2 separate regions of the Mus musculus genome follow, and region 1 is linked to region 2. The links are chromatin loops, found by intact Hi-C in ENCODE. Cell type or tissue: left cerebral cortex. All regions are shown on one strand.

Region 1 (8,000 bases), 280 kb after region 2:
TTTAAACAACAGTCGGTGACAGGGAGGGCAGACGACAAAGTTGGAAAATAAACAAACATGTTCTTAGGCGCGCGCGAGGGGGACGAAGAAGCCGCCAACACATATCATCTCAATAAAAAGCCGCTCTTGGAAAGCTTGCATAGTAATTGAGACAGGCGCTCTTTTCTGATCTGGGTTGGCATTTCCTCATCTCAAACTGACAGAGCCAACTCAGGAAATTGCTGGTAATATTCATCTGGGGAGCACTTTCATTAAACGTAATTCATTCGACTTTCACAATAAATTGAGTGACATCCTTACAGCGGAACCTTTTTATCCTTGATTAAGTGCTTGCCAAGCTTTGGTTCCCCACTTTATTGTCACATTCCTTCAAGCAGAGTCGTCAACATGCCAATCTGCAGCAGAAAAATGAGCGCGGTGTGTTTACCAAGCTCCGGGAGGGGTTAGTGCTGACACAGTGAAAAAGAGCTGATCTCGAACTTAACTAGCAGATAAATCAAGACCGCAACTCCCAGCAAACTTGAGGCGGGCCCGGAAGAACGGTGACCCGGAGAAGGCAGCGGGAGGCTACAGCGGGACCCACCTTGCGACTCTGCGGCTCGTAGAAGCCGCTGACCCGACGGCGCCGGGTAGCAGCCTTGCTTGCCTTCCTTTAATTAAAATGGTGACAAGAGGACAGAATTGTCCCGGGGAGTGGGTGGGGGGACTTTCTTGAACCGATTCAAAGCTAGACATTTTCTCTCTCTCTCTCTCTCTCTCTCTCTCTGTGTGTGTGTGTGTGTGTGTGTGTGAGAGAGAGAGAGAGAGAGAGAGAGAGAGAGAGAGAAGGAGGAGGAGGAGGAGGAGGAGGAAGGAAGGAAGGAAGGAAGGAAGGAAGGAAGGAAGGAAGGAAGGAAGGAAGGAAGGAAGGAAGGAAGGAAGGAAGGAAGGAAGGAAGGAAGGCGCACTTTCCAGTCTGATGTTTGAAAATGAAAACCGGCAAACTTGCCGAGCTTGCACTGGCCTGCTCTAAGGGCAGAGGAAAGGAAGGCATGCATAATACTGCTCCTTCCTCTCATTCCCCTTTGACTCTTAACACCAACACTGGGGAACTTCACTGGCTGTCTCTTAGGATCTCCGGAACTCCAGCCTAAAGGCGGCAATCGCTTCAGTACTCCAGGACAGAGAGAACAGGAAGCAGGCATCTCTTTGCCAGGATGTGGACCTTTCTCCTTTGATGCTCCCAACTCCATTCCCTACCCCTTATAAAATCAAAGAAACCCAGGACAGAGAATTGCTTATTTGAAAAAGCAATATCCATATGCTTTCATCACTCAAATGCCCTTTTGAAAATATTGTCGACGTCGGTTATTACCAGGACAATGCTGTCAATTTCTGTAGTCTGCAGAAAATCTTCCCTGGGATAGAAAAGTAGGACATTGGGCACCTGTCTCAAAAAAAATCAACCAATTTCCCTTCCACCGGATATATTTTTCACCCAGACAACACTTTCATTAAAGGGAAAATAGCCATCAACAATTTAAAGCCAAATAGAAATCAGCCTCACACAAAAGAAGCCACAAATTTAATAGGTTTCTGGGAAAATACCAGGAACAGAGTTGGTGAATTTCTGGTGTTTTTCTCCCTCCTGCTCCCAATGCGGAAGGCAGTGTTGTGGGAGCTCACACTAGAAGGTCCAAGGCCATAATAATACTCCTGTAAATGGGACAAAAGGGTGAACTGCCCAGTGCTTCTCACACTTCCAAGAGCTGCTTTCCTGGCTAAGGTTGGGTTGAGCCTTTTGGGAAAGAACCTGGAAGGAGAAAAGGCCCTCTCCCTGTCCTGGAGAGGCCCAGAATGCACACTGGGACTGACAATACCCCATGATGAGCTGCTAAGGCACAGGGTTCTCAAACTATCTGAGCTTAATCCTGTACCTGAACCTGTGCTCTGAGGCATAAAGGGGAGGAAATTCGGCCTAAGGAGGAAATTTTTATGCTGCCTCCAAGACCAAGCTTTAACAGAAAACACTGTTAGTTGTGACTGGGTAGCGATCTTTATCTACTATAAGAAAAAATTTCAAGTTGATTAAAGCGTTCAGTGAGCAGCTAGCTCAGTCTCTAAAGGACAGGAAGTACATAGACCTAGTTTGAGCGCCTGCTCTCCTGTTTTTCCTTTGGCCTTCCTATTCCCTAGCTGCCATCTCCATGGTGAGTTAAATTCACCTGCTGTTTTACCTGCTAACAATTGGGCAGTATAGGTATGAGCTAAAACACTGTGTCCAAAGGTTTGGAAAAGATTTTCAATTATTGCCTATTTTGACTAAGAAAACAACCAAGTTATTAGCTATTGTAACTCCTAACAAAACTGAAGGTACCTCTCTCTCTATTAGGATAGTGCTATGAGTGTACAACTGATTGCGCTAACTATTTCTATCCTTTGTCAGAGTCTCTGGACTCCATTTCTGAATAACTTTTCTTTGTGTGTGCAGGAGTGCCATCAAATCCACTTCACTCTTTGAGATGTCACATTCTCTCCTGGGAGAACCTCACTCCCTTTTCCCTGGTGTGCTCTTCAGCTTATAAATCCAGTTTCTAACCCTTATGCCCCATTTTCTTAAAAAAAAAAAAAAGAAAAAAAAACAAGAAACCATATTTGTCCACTTTACCTAGTGTGCACTTTAATTTGACTTAACTGCTATAGTCTCTTTATCTCATTATCTCATATTTAAAATATCCTGGAATCAGTCCAGAGAATAAAGAAAAGAGACTAAAGACTGCGGGACCTTAATAAAGATAACAAGTCATACCAAAGATTTCCTCCTGCTATTCAGATGGTTAAATCTGAAATATACAACATTTATTAAACAACAGTTTTCCTTACATTTATTTATAAGCATGGTTTCCTGCCTCATTTGTTGTTTGTTTGTTTATGTTTAGAGATTGCCCAGTGGTGAAACTTGAGAATTCAAGATAGTGGTTTTCAGTTGCTACACCTGCAGACACCTGCAGACATGCTTGTTTTCAGATTCCCCTTGCAATAGGAAAGAGAGAGAGAGCCTGTTTGTGGCATGAAACAAGATAGACCCACCTCTCAATAAACACAAAATAAACACACAGTAAATTAAAACCCTCAACTTAAGACAGACATTCGGAAACCTTTGGGTCAAGAAACACACTGTGACCATTTACCCGCATGCTGGCTGTGGGGTCTGGAGCACTGGTGCCAAGCAGAGGCTTGTTTCTCATAAGAATGACTCTCAGAATTCAGAAACACTTAAATTCATGTTCTATAAGCAGGAACACAAACTACTTCTGTATAGGATATATCTAAACAAGATTTGCTCAACATGTGGGAATTACTCCTTGGGAAATGTAGCTGGGATCCCCTACCCATAAAGGAAGGGTGTACTGGAAACATTAGCTAGGAAGCAAGCCACAGTGTGTTGAGTCAGTTAACTGATGGGGTAATTCACAAAAGCCAAGACATACTTATCAACTCCTCCCGGGCTCATGATAGCTCAAGGAAAACAATAATAAAGTAATGGTTTGGGGTTTGGTTTACTTTGGGGTTTTTGTTTGGTTTGGTCTTTGGTTTTCTGTTACCTTGCCTTCTTGGGGTTTAACTTGAAACTGCAGTAGCTAACCTGTATGCATCTGTCTGTAGCAAAAGGCTGAAATGTCCCGGGATTCAGTCACAAATGAATGCTTGGTTCTTGTGCTGTATGCAGCTGGTGCTTGATGGAACTCACAAAAAGAAGCTCTCTCTCTCTCTCTCTCTCTCTCTCTCTCTCTCTCTCTCTCTCTCTGTGTGTGTGTGTGGGGGGGGGGTTCTTCTGATCATTGCTTCAGAGTTTTAATCAAGACTCCCTACTTCTTCATTTACCTAAATCCACCCTAACATTAAGTACCCAATTCATCCTTTGGAGCCCATTTTTATGGTAAAAGTCAGCTTCCTCCTCCAGGAAAACAGCCTGGAATTTTCCTGGCAAATAGCTATGGGGTTGCAATCCCTGAAAGATCGTCTTGGGCCACAGCCACCAGTCTTTTGTTTTTGTGGTGTGTGTGGTTTCTAATCCCCGACACACAAAACAACTTTAGATTGGAGAGAAAAGAATGGACTTCTAAATCGCCTTCTCTTTTTTATTGTTCACATTTCGTATTGTTTTGAGTGAAATTGGAAAAATTGTCTCCTTTCTCTGTATTGCCAAAAGGCATTCAGGTAATGAAGTCTGTAACTAAACGGTAATTGAATCAGCATAATTTGCACACTGAATGGTTTTCAAATGCTCCCAGTTTACAATTAAAGGAGAATTAATGCGCTTGTTGTTGAGAATGCCGGCGCATTAGAATAAATCCAGCACTGTTGTTGTAATGAGTGGAAAACGGTTTAACTGCCAACAAACACATTTAAAATTTAACACAACGTATTGATTTCACTTCTGCTTTTGATAGATTATTTTCCAGACTATCGAAATACTCGCTTCAAGCAATAAACTGGACCATAGCTGAGAGCCCTGGCCTTGGGTGTGTGAGCACAGCCCAAGGACATAAGACAGTCCAGAGGTTCTAATCATAAGGTGTGCGGGAGAGGAGGGGCACGGTTGTTGTACCGATCAAGGGAATCAAAGGTGTTCCTCCCCTAAGACTTTCACTTTTTTCACTTTTCACTCCCTCCCACCTTACCCAATTTTAAAAATAAAAAATAAATTAAAAAGGCTTTGTTTTCTTTGATGGAACTTTCTGCCCTCCAACTCCGGGTCTTCAATGTCAGTGGGCTTACGGGACACAGGTGAGAGCGATAATGACCGAAGGTGGGCAATAGGAAGGACACCTTTTGCATTCGTCTGCATTCTAGCGGGGAAAGCACGGACCGGCGACAGTCTGAAAAGCTGTCTTTTGGATTGGCTGCCCTGGCTTTCACCTGTTTACCCCCAAGGTGTCCTGTGGGCGAGGACATTGATGCACAGCGCCCTCTGGCGTCTGCTTCTGCTACAGTCAGGCGATAAAGGTGCAAAGACTGGCAACGCTGAGGGTTCTTGAGATGCAGCCGGAAGCCGGAACCGGGTAAATACACGTACTCACACGCGCGCGCATATGTACCGGATTCACAGAACTCTCAGCCCCGCGATCGCAGGCGCCAGAGCTAAGACCGAAAAACACGGCCACTTGCAGGGATAGCACAGTATCCGGGCTGGTGGATTCTGAAGCTCTTGGGAATGAAAGACACTAACACCACTCTTAGTCCCATTTATCCAGCCGGTTTAGAAAACTCCAGCTGCTACCGCAGCGCCTGCGCTCCTCGCCCCTCCACAGAACACCTTGAGTTTTCGGTGCACTCCCGTGGCCCGGAATCTGCTGTGGAGTTCAGAACACTAGGCTCAACCTCGCCGGCAGAACGCGAGTGTCCCTGGCCCTCTGAGAAATCAAACGCGGAGAAAATATCACACTCTCCTAGGCTCGCGGTGATGCCCACAACTCCCTAGCCACACAGAGCGATTCTCCCCGCGTCGGTTCTAAGATTGTGTCAAGTCCAAACCTCCGAAAACTGATTCTGGAGGAACCTGGACAGGACAAGATTCTCTCCCTAGTGACAAGGCTTGCCATTCCCTAAAAAGAAACCCCTCACTGAAACTATGCTTCTGTTATTTAATGGCAACTGGACCTTGGAAGGCGAGAGAGGGTTATGTTTGCAGGTGTATCTCTGACCTAACTGCCTGGTCGTTTGCTATGTGTCTGGCGGATAAACTTACACCAGCTGCACCCCTGTAAGTCTCAGGGAGTTACCTGCACTTTCTTGATGTGCCACAAACCCAAATTGGGGGCGCTGGGGCAGTGGGGCAGTGAGTAGATTCCTGTTCGGCTCTTCAAGCCCACCTCCACCCCCTTTCATTTAAACTAGGTGGGGGAAGAAGTGCTGCTAAGAGTTTCATGATTCCCAATACCTTTCTTCTCCCCTTCCTCCCAAGGCATCCTCGCCTACTACCTCCTGGTTTCTGGACCTGTAAGGTCCTGTTAAGAATCATGATCCGGGAGACGGAAAATAGAGCAAAAAATGAGGATGAGAGCCTGAAAAACTCTCGCAGGAATCCAAACCAAAGCTTCCCAAAGTTCTTCCACTCTCTGGGAACACTCAGCTCTCACTGAACTGGCGGCCTCGCCCTCCCGCACCCCCCCCCCTCTCACCCCAGTTGCTTGGCCTCCAGGCTAGGGAGGTATCTCAAAGATGCCGGACCGGACCGATCGCCACTTACCAAGTAGACGGTGGGCTGCAGGAGGAGAAGAACGTACCAGCACGCAGCCTGCATCCTCCCTCCTCTCAAACTTCCTTGGCGGTGCCTTGGCTGAGTCTTTGTTCCTTCAAAAACATAGATCCACCTGACATCCACTTTACAGAGCAGGGAGCGCTCTCAGCAGCCTAGATACAAATGAAATTAGACATCCCATGACCACGCGGACAAGGCTGACGATCAAGCGAGGGGAAAGGGGCTCTTGGTGTGGAGTGATGGAGTCAAAAAGCTTGGAAGGGGGACGCAAAGATTGGAAAAGCGAGCCAATCCAGCTCCAGGAACAAGCGAGTGCGGTCCGCAGGCGGGCGGGCGAGCGAGCGGGCGGGCTTGAGCGGTGGCAGGGGGTTCCCAGAGCCCGGCGCGTCTCGGAAGCCAGCGCCCGAACGGCGGAGGCCAGAAGGGGTTAGGCACAGAGAGAGCAGCTCACAGGCTGGTTAGGAGGCCAACTGTCTCTGGCAGCCAGACCTGCCCTAGTGTTTGAAGGCGGGAGGCTGGGACTAAAGGCGGCGGCTGGTTCTTCGCCAGCCCTGGCAGGGTTCACACACGTACACAGCAGCAGAGAGAGATAGCAAAAGCAAGCGAGCAAGAGACTGAGAGAGGGGGGTGCGGGCAGGGCAAGGGTAGGTAGAACTGACCCGGATTAGGTACCCGTGAAATGGGGGTGGGGAGGGGGGTGCAATTTGCATATAGGAAAGCGGGGCTCAGTTTACCCATTTGAACCTCCTGAAATACAGATAGACACCCACAATCACATCCCTAGCACTACTTTTTTGAACGAAGGGGCACAGCCAGTTGCTAACTTCTACAGTAGAAACCTGTCTGGGACTCTGAGGGTCACCTATTAGACATGCCTTATGCCCAAGAAGAGTTTCACCCCGCTGTCCCTTCCTGGTGATGACCACCACCCTGCCCCAACGTGTCCCTGCCAAGAACGGTGGAGGCGACCGGTACATACCGCACAGGACTGGAGGCAAATGCAGCGAGCAAGAACCGCTCTGAACAGGCTCCATGGAGGAGCTACTACGGCCTGGAGTCTCCAGCGCCCGGGACGTGCCCTCCCCGGAGCTCCGTCTCCATGCTCGGGCGAGGACAGGTCCAGCTGCCTCGTCCAGCCTTGGCGGAGTCGTTGTCCCAGTGCCCGGGTCGCGATCCGGATTGGTCCGCGGGAGCCTAGGCTTGGCACAGTTGAATTCCCGGTGCAGGAAACTTAAGAGGCAAGAGAAGGAGGGGCAGGTAGAGAAGACGACGGAGGAAGGAAGAAAGGGAGGGAGAGAGACGAATGCGCCCGGTTGCTGCACCCGACCGACCCGGACTGCCTGTGTTGGCACTGACACCAGCAGCCTAGGACTCCCGGATTTCCGCGGTTGCCAGAGGATAGAGAATGACTTAAGGGGAGGAGACTGGGCAAGTCCTCCGGACTTGAACTTGAGCGATAAGACCCGAACCTTTCGGAAGAAAAAGAAAGCCACACAACAGGCGCGATGAGTCCCAGTTTCAGAAGGGGTGTGGTGACGAAATTTTGGAAGCTGCAAGCACAGGAAGCAGCCCCAGCTTTACCAGCAAGGCTGGAAAGCCCCAAGGCGACTAAGGATTGGTGTCGCGGGCGCTGTCCGAGGTCCTGCCCGGCCACGGGGGGACGCTCCGCAGAGCGCGGTTTCAACTCCCCGCCGCGACTGAGCGGTTTTCTCTTCCCGGTCGCGGCTGGTCGAGCCTACAGCCGGGACACCAACAA
Region 2 (8,000 bases):
TAGCTTTAATGTGAGTTCTTACATTTCATTATTAATATCATTTACGAGTACTTTTTCCAGTTATTAAATGAAGAGAACAGTTATAGAACCCATCCATTGAGTTTTTGTAAAGAATAAAAGGTTTTATGGCAAATATATAGGATCAAGCACAAGCCTATATATTTGGATTTATATTTGTCTTATTACACAAACTTTTAACAACTGGATAATTCTGAATAAAAACTAAAACAATAATTCCTCTTTAATAAATACATATACAGAATCTACTACCAAAGGAATAAACCAAGACAACCTGAACACATGTGAGAGAAACTCTACAGTTAGGTTATAAGACCATGGAAAAATGAGAACAAGATTTCAGACTGCACACTGCTACACTCATCCCATCTTTTGAAAAAAAGACAATAAGTCTGCTTAGATGACTTAAACAAACTGAAATGGATATTTCATAGTTTAAACAATTCTCAGAAAAAGAGCAATACAGTTAAGAAAGACCTTTCTGATAATGTTACAGTGTAAGCAAGACAAAAGACTAACTTGTCCCCTAGTATATTCTATGTTGTCTTCAAGCCATTCATTCTCATCAGTTCAAAGATTTCCCAGTGGCCATGTAACCCCATCCCATTCACCCTGTGGAAGGTCACTCACTCCTAATACAGTACACCAGGTGCCCCGGGTGTTTCTGCAATAAGAGTTGATGCTAACTCACGTGTGAGAAAATTGAGATTTTTCTTTAATTCTGTTTTGTGCAAAACTCATAAGAATCATCTTTAAAATGTTCTGAGTGGATTAACACTTGGGCAGGGCATGATTTCTAGACAGCAGTGTAATGTTTCTGATAAGCGGCCTTTTCATCCTTTGAAAATGTTATCATTTCCACCACACTTCTTGTATACACATACACAGAAGTTTCTACATACTCTCATTAATATTGATGAGAAATTAATAATTATTAATCTACATAACCCTATTTAGCTATTCTCTCTAAATATAATGACAGATTATTCAGGTTTACACTGCCAAAGTTCTGTTCTTGTTAATATATGTGTGAAAATTCACAGTGACAAAACAACTCAGAAAGATATGCCTAACTTCTTCTATGACGTCTTTGTGAAATATGTACAGAGCATCTCATGTGAGGAACCCTAGGTACATAGTTATAATAATGAACAAATTGTTCCAAATAGTATAATGAAGGTCTATTTATTCATTAATGCAAAGTCACTACTCATCATTTTTCATTATACATAAAATGGTTAGAAAATGTGCCAGTAAATCTAGGTTTTCCCTGGTAGAGGAGAAATGTACTCTATATACGTATAAATTCTATCTATCTGAATCAGTGATCAGAATTAATGACTACATGGCAAGACCTGCTGTGTAGAAGCAAATGGATAAATCTGTGGATGTCTAAAGTAAAATAATGCATAGGTATGTCTACCATGGACCACAGCAGGAAGTATTATTTTACACTCTAGTAGCATTTGCATGTTATGACATTCAAATATTCATGGGCTGGAAACCTTTTCTCCAACATATCCAGAGATGGTTGAATCTTAAAGAGGTAGACCTAGCAAGAGGTAATTATGTCATGGAGATTCCAAACTCAGAAACAAGTAATATACTTCTTAGGGGAGTGAGTGAGTTCTCACAGACTGGCTTAATTACCAGAAAACAGACTGCTATGAAATGAGCCTCTTTGGGTCAGCTGCCCACTGTTTCCTCATGCATGTGTTGCTGCTGTGTAATTCTGTCCATGATTGACCCAGAATGAAGCCCTCACAAAGTGACCCAAGCTTGGACTTCTTAAGCTCCTTAATCATAAGCCAAATTAAACCTCTTTCCCTTATAAAGCATTCAGTCTCAGGTATTTTGCTATAGCAACATAAAACAGACCAAGTTGTGTTTCAACCCTTTTCAGCAATGTGTATACACATATACCCAGATGTATATGAGGACATATTTTCATAAAACATATTTATGTTAGTTAAATGTTGCTCTTTTATGGCTAATATGTTGTACAGCTTACCAGAAAATGAGTTGTAATGAAATGAACACATGCCATGCATGTGTAATGAAATGAACACATTTGACCTTTTCTACATGGTACATAAGAACATATTAAGTTGAAATAATCACACAATTTATCAAATAGGGGTTGGAATCCATTACCAAATGGTGATATTGATAATGTATATAATATTCCTATGAAATACCCTGTGATATTGAGAGATTGATTTGAAAAACCTTTCCTTAGACAAAGGAAGAAGTTCTTTTAGCAAATTGAATAAAAGAATTGCCAGATCTGTGGTGTTTAAATCTTGGATTATCTCAAAAGAAGTTATTTATGGTCTCTTTCATACCACACTATAATGCACATACACTGCTGAGAGAGCATTCTTGGTGCATGGTGAATAAATCAGCTAATCCAGAAAAACAAAATGGGGCAAATGTCCTGGGAGTGCAGACCCTCCAAATTCTGTAAATATTTCAGGGGCCAGGGGTTTCCCCAAAGCAGAAGAGAGCTAACGTACTCTGGTTGCATTTTCCAAGAAAAAGAAAGCATAGCAGAAAGATGGCACACCTTACTTACTCCTTTTAACAAGAGTTGGAAATCCATGGTTTGGATTGTGTCAAAACTCTTGGTATTACCTAAATGAATATCTTTGGATTGTGCCTCATTAGATTTTTCCAATTAACTATTAAACATAGCTCTGGGAAGGCATGTATATGGAAATATTAACACATCTATGACTATACATGTGCCACACACATGAATATGCACACATGAATGAACATATATAACCTGTTTCTCTGGAAAACTCTGAGCTACACTTCTATAAAAAAAATCTGAGCAATATTCATAGTACCTATAAACACAGCCTGAACATCTGAAAAGTAGCCTCAGAAACATGTATACATATGAATGAATCTGATCTCATTCTTTTCCAATAGTCTGAGCTAGTCTCGACTTGTACAACTTTGTTTTCTGCTTCCATGTTTCTGATAGCATGGCATATGAAGTATCATAATTAAGAACCAGGTGGTAAATTGGATGATATTTATGAAGAGATATCCTAAACAAAGAAAAAAATAACATCTAGATTTAGAACCTTGTAAAGAAAGCTAATCAGAAAGCTGATATGCTTGTAGTAAAACAAAAAGAACAGAAAGTAGCACTTTATTTAAAAGGAACTCGAATAAAGCAATTGCACTAAGACAAAGTATATCTCAATAATACATTAAAGGGAGAAATAGATCATCAACAGAATGGCTTGAACAGAAGAACCCGAAGACAGTGAGAACTCTAGGAGAGGCTGAAACAAAGAGATCAGATAAATATTAATTTGTGGTAAGAGCTCAACAAATCTCTAGCTCTATCTTTAATGCACCCTAAAATAGGATAAATAAGAAAGACAAGATTTCAAGAGACATTCCTCCTCTGTATGACCCCCATATAACTTTCTCATTCTGACATGTCATTAAGTTACCTCTCTTTAAGGAGCTGGATTAGGGTCCACTAGAGGGAGCAGCTGGGACACATGATAGCTGTCTCTGTTCATGGTGCTGGAAATCAGACAATTGAGTCACCAATGGTCAGAAAGTTCATAGAACAAAGATGAACAGGCAACTTTATTCCCACTACTAGATGATACCATCTCAGAAAGCTACATCTTCTATGAACTGGAGAAAACAGTAAGGAAGTTTGTTGCTCAAAGAACCATTAGAAGCTTTAGTCACCTGAAAAAGCTCTTATGAGTTTGTATAGCTTCGAAAGCATTATTTAAAGACAAAATATTAAAGTTTGTTTATATACTGTAAAGCCCTCTAGGTAATTGGAACATATATCAGCATCTACCATCATCTTAATTTTATGGTTCTGGTTATATCAGCCATTTTCATATGTTCTACTTCCTCGAGTCACAGGACATTGCATAGGTTTCTTTTCGAATCCTTCTACCCATTCGTTTTTCTACGATAATTTTATATTCTCTAGACCAACTTAGGCCTCTAAATGAATCCATCAGTCCTCCCATAACATTTTATAGCATCCCTTTGTAAATATACTACATATGTGAAGGAGGAAATACACACAAAGTATAGAGAGACAGACAGACAGAAAGACAGACACACATATTTCCCATAGACTGTCATCTTCCTTTGAGAGTCATCCCATGTGTTTCTATTAGTTTTCTATTGTCCATTATTCAATCCACATACCAAACAGCTAATCTACAGATATTCACTGGATGAATAAATATATGTTTGAACAGAATGCCTATTCACATACATCCAGACCACTTTGCAAATGATATTTTCCCATATGTAAATAGTAAGTTCACTTTCTGTACCAGATAAAAAAATTTATGATGCAATCTTTCATGTGGGGTTTATCCAAGTCTCTAAACATGTAAAGTGATGAAAGGGAAAGGTTATCCACATTAACCAGTCAGAATTGTTACATTAAAATTTACAAATAAGTAAATTTTTATATTTTTAGTTTTTGAGATATAATTACAATTTTATTTCTCCACTTTATTGCTCATTAACCCTCTTATATACATCTCCTTTCTCTCAATTTCATACCATATTTTTTCATTAGTTCTTGCTCTCATACACACACATTCCTGAATACAAATGCATATTTTATTTTATTTTATTTCAAGAGATGAGTGAAAAGAAGTGAACATGCCTAAACCAACACAAAACAGCACTGTAAAAGAATGTGTGAGAAAAAAACATAGTGAAACAATCTGTTGGCCAACAAACACAACACCACCAACAACAAGATAAAAATAAAAATAAAAAACTGGCATCATGCTCTGGGTTTTCATCTTTGAATTTCTAGAAATTTGATCCAAAAACAGTAATAAAAGAAATGCAAGTAAGAGTCAAACAGAACAGATTCCTTCAACATGAGTCTGTCAAACTTCCTGGAGATATTTTGCTTCTCAAATGGACATTTCTACTAGGAAATAGTAATTTCCTTGAAGCAGGCAGTCAGGCATATGTTACGTTATTTCCTTGAACAAATGCTCATTTGCTTGGGAAATGTAATCAGACTTTGAAATTTGAAGGAAAAAATCAAATTATGAATATGTTTCCAAATGTTTTAAATGATGCTATAAAGTACCCATTAACAGCATGGATTAAAATTATATTAAAATGTGAATCTTGAAGCCTTTTTTGGCTTTATTCTATAAGGACAACAAATTATAAATAAAAGAAGGTTGGATGTGGTGTTTTTGCTTTGTGGCCACATAGTGAAAAATCCATGACTGTTAGAATAACAATATATTTGAAGCTTAAAGACACTTTGGAAAGTATTTTATAACTTGAAAAGCTAATCATTATAGTTTTGAGCTTGTATGAGAAACCACAATGATTTAGGACAGATCAATTTGTGGTAAAGTTTTCTTAGCCTCCAACCCATTATTCGTGATGCAGAGGTTCCCTTATTGAAAGTCAGAGCTTGGAGTCTCCTTCAGGATTTAAATCAGCACGTCACATTAAGATAAGAAACTGACTCCTGTTCAAGGAGCCTCTTGATTTTGTGGAAGAAGAGAATGTTTGAAACTCAGTAACATTTGTCAACTCTGATTCAATAGGGTGATAGCTTAAGGCTCTGCAACATCACAAGGTTGTCTAGGCTTGATTGTGGTTTGGGCATTCTCAGGCCTAGGTCTAAACTCTAAACTGTGACCCTTACCCACTATGAGAGGGAAAAAAATCAAACAAGGCCCATTGTCACTGGTCTTTAATTAAATAAAAGATAAGACAGAGCAATTATTCTTCACAATGTGATAGGAAGGCTATTCAGTATCTCTTGTGCAAATACTATGTCCATTTTCAGAACATTTAGTTTTGAAAAAAAAAAAAGAGAAAGTCAAAATAAAAGGCATATTGTATTTCCTCTTCCTCCCAAGCAAAATATAAAGTCTAAAAATCTACTATCATTTTTTTTAATTTTTCAAAAATCACTTCCATGAAATTGTTTTTATGTTTTTTTTCTGTAACTCAAGCCACTCCACACGTGTGGGTGAAAGACTTTGTTTTAAATTACATGTATGAGTATTTTGCCTTTGTGTGTGTATGTGTGTGTGTCTATGTGTCTGTGTATTGTATTCATGTCTTGCTAAGGAGACAAGGCAATGGCATCAGACAAATATGGTGTATAGTTACATGGTTTTGAGCCAACACATGGGTTCCAGAAATCAAACCACAGTCTTCAAGATGAACAACAAATGTTTTCACTAACTGATCCATCTTTTTAACCACAGAGGTCTAACAGACTTCCCCAAGCATCACTGGCTATTAATAGTCAATGCTATTAGTTATTCTCCAAATAACAAGACACTATTGATAAAGACATTATGTACTTAGGTCATTGAATATGGACTATAAGTTCCTACTAGTGAAGAAAAGTAAACATCAGTCAGTCTAACACAGACATCAGACCTGTAAACTGCATTATCAACATGATTCTAAACACATCCGCTATGCAATCGTGGCACAAATATTATAGGCGCAATTAATCACATTTTGATGGAATTTAAGGCCTACCCCATCATATAGACCTCATATATGATACCAATAATGAGGCAAGAACCTGAGACTAGAAAAATAGCACAGGGTACTCATATAGTTCTCCTGGATAAAAATATCAATAATGAAAGAATACTTTACATATTCCTTTCTGCCACAAGCCTGGAAATCCAGAGATTTATGAGCTGAGATATATTATGAAGATTATGTGTGAGTCAGCAGTAGGGCTGGCAAAATATATGTAATGTTGAGTAACAGCCCCAAATGTATCACTACATTGTTTTTAGAAAAATTACATATATCATGATCTCATATAAATATATGATGGAATGAGATGACCGTGTTTTCCTCATGTTGGAAACTTGTTTTACTTGGCTAGACAGGACATGCTTTTAAAAATGAAGCCCTCTTTCTCTATGTAACTTTAGTTCTTTAAAGAGATTGAAAGAGTAATTTGTCTCCACTTAATTTTCCATGTTAAATAGTCTTTGTGTCTAAATGCTTGTAATGTTTTATTTTGACATAATTTCTCAGCTACAAGTAATTTCACATACCCTTTATGTGAATTAACCAATTAAATGTACTTACTTACATAATACATTGTTGGTCTTCGATTCTCTTGCATGGATTCAGATATTCATGTATGTGTTTATTTCTGAGCCATTTCAAGAGGTAAACCACACCCATCATGTTCATTAATCCTTATATAAGTCTTGAAGGGATTCTTAAGGAAATGATGCATGTTTCTATGTAACCACATTGTAGTTAACAAAATCAAGACATTTAACATTAGCATATTGCTGTGTTTTACTATGAATCAAGTGCAAAAATGACATCTGTCAGGCTAGTGACCATCCTATGGTGATAATCATGATTGAGGATTTTAAGGGTCATGCATTTTCTGTCTCTGGGTGCTATGTTCCTTTGGCTGCCTTTTGTCTGTTCTTTTTCTTTACAATTGTTAAGTAATTTCTAAAATGTTTCTCAGTTAGGGTTGCACTGCTGTGCATTGACAGTCACTTTAAATAAAACAAGTTTCTAGAACTTTAGACTGTCAACAATGTTATCAGGGGGGAAAATATCTCTTAATCTGAGAGGTTAGAAAACAATGTTATCAGAAACTGTAGAAAGAATTATTTGTACTGTGCTACATCATGGCCTTGCAAGTCATTTAGAATACTTAATATAATTTTACAGGCAATTAATCTACATTATACACAATTGCTTTATATTGATAATAAACTCATTAAAACGTCATTTTTTGTGGTTTTCTTCTCTTCTTGGTTTAGTTAAATGAGGCTAATGCTTAACATTCTTACTAGCTGGATTCACTGAACTGATTTATCAGTCTGATGCTGACACTAGATTCATGCATCATTTAATGACAGAGAGACATTCTGATGATAAGATGTTTTCTTCATTGTGCAACTATAATGCAAGCCTATATAATGTCT

What was found. Hi-C counts contacts between places; a loop is a spot of excess contacts. Peaks named below come from ENCODE experiments on the same cell type or tissue, not always from the same donor. Only the 100,000 strongest peaks of a DNase experiment are listed, where the experiment ranks them.
Region 1: a loop joins it to region 2, with 6 times the contacts of the local background. A loop is called at or near these places in 9 of 42 quality-filtered maps.

Annotation. Positions count from the first base shown.
Region 1 is chr6:8,948,540-8,956,539 of GRCm38, reverse strand. Nxph1 (neurexophilin 1) reads right to left here and starts at 6,521. Exons shown (of 2, transcript NM_008751.5): 1 at 6,233-6,521. The coding sequence starts at 6,286. In left cerebral cortex, CTCF peaks have their summits at 4,955 (motif pointing left) and 7,906; DNase peaks (open chromatin) are centred at 7,336, 7,541, 7,724, 7,799 and 6 more places; H3K4me3 peaks cover 4,174 bases; H3K27ac peaks cover 548 bases.
Region 2 is chr6:9,230,531-9,238,530 of GRCm38, reverse strand. All of the region lies in intron 1 of Nxph1 (neurexophilin 1), which reads right to left. Among named protein-coding and RNA genes, the nearest start is that of Nxph1, 280 kb to the right of the region's middle. In left cerebral cortex, a CTCF peak has its summit at 3,509 (motif pointing right); a DNase peak (open chromatin) is centred at 3,528.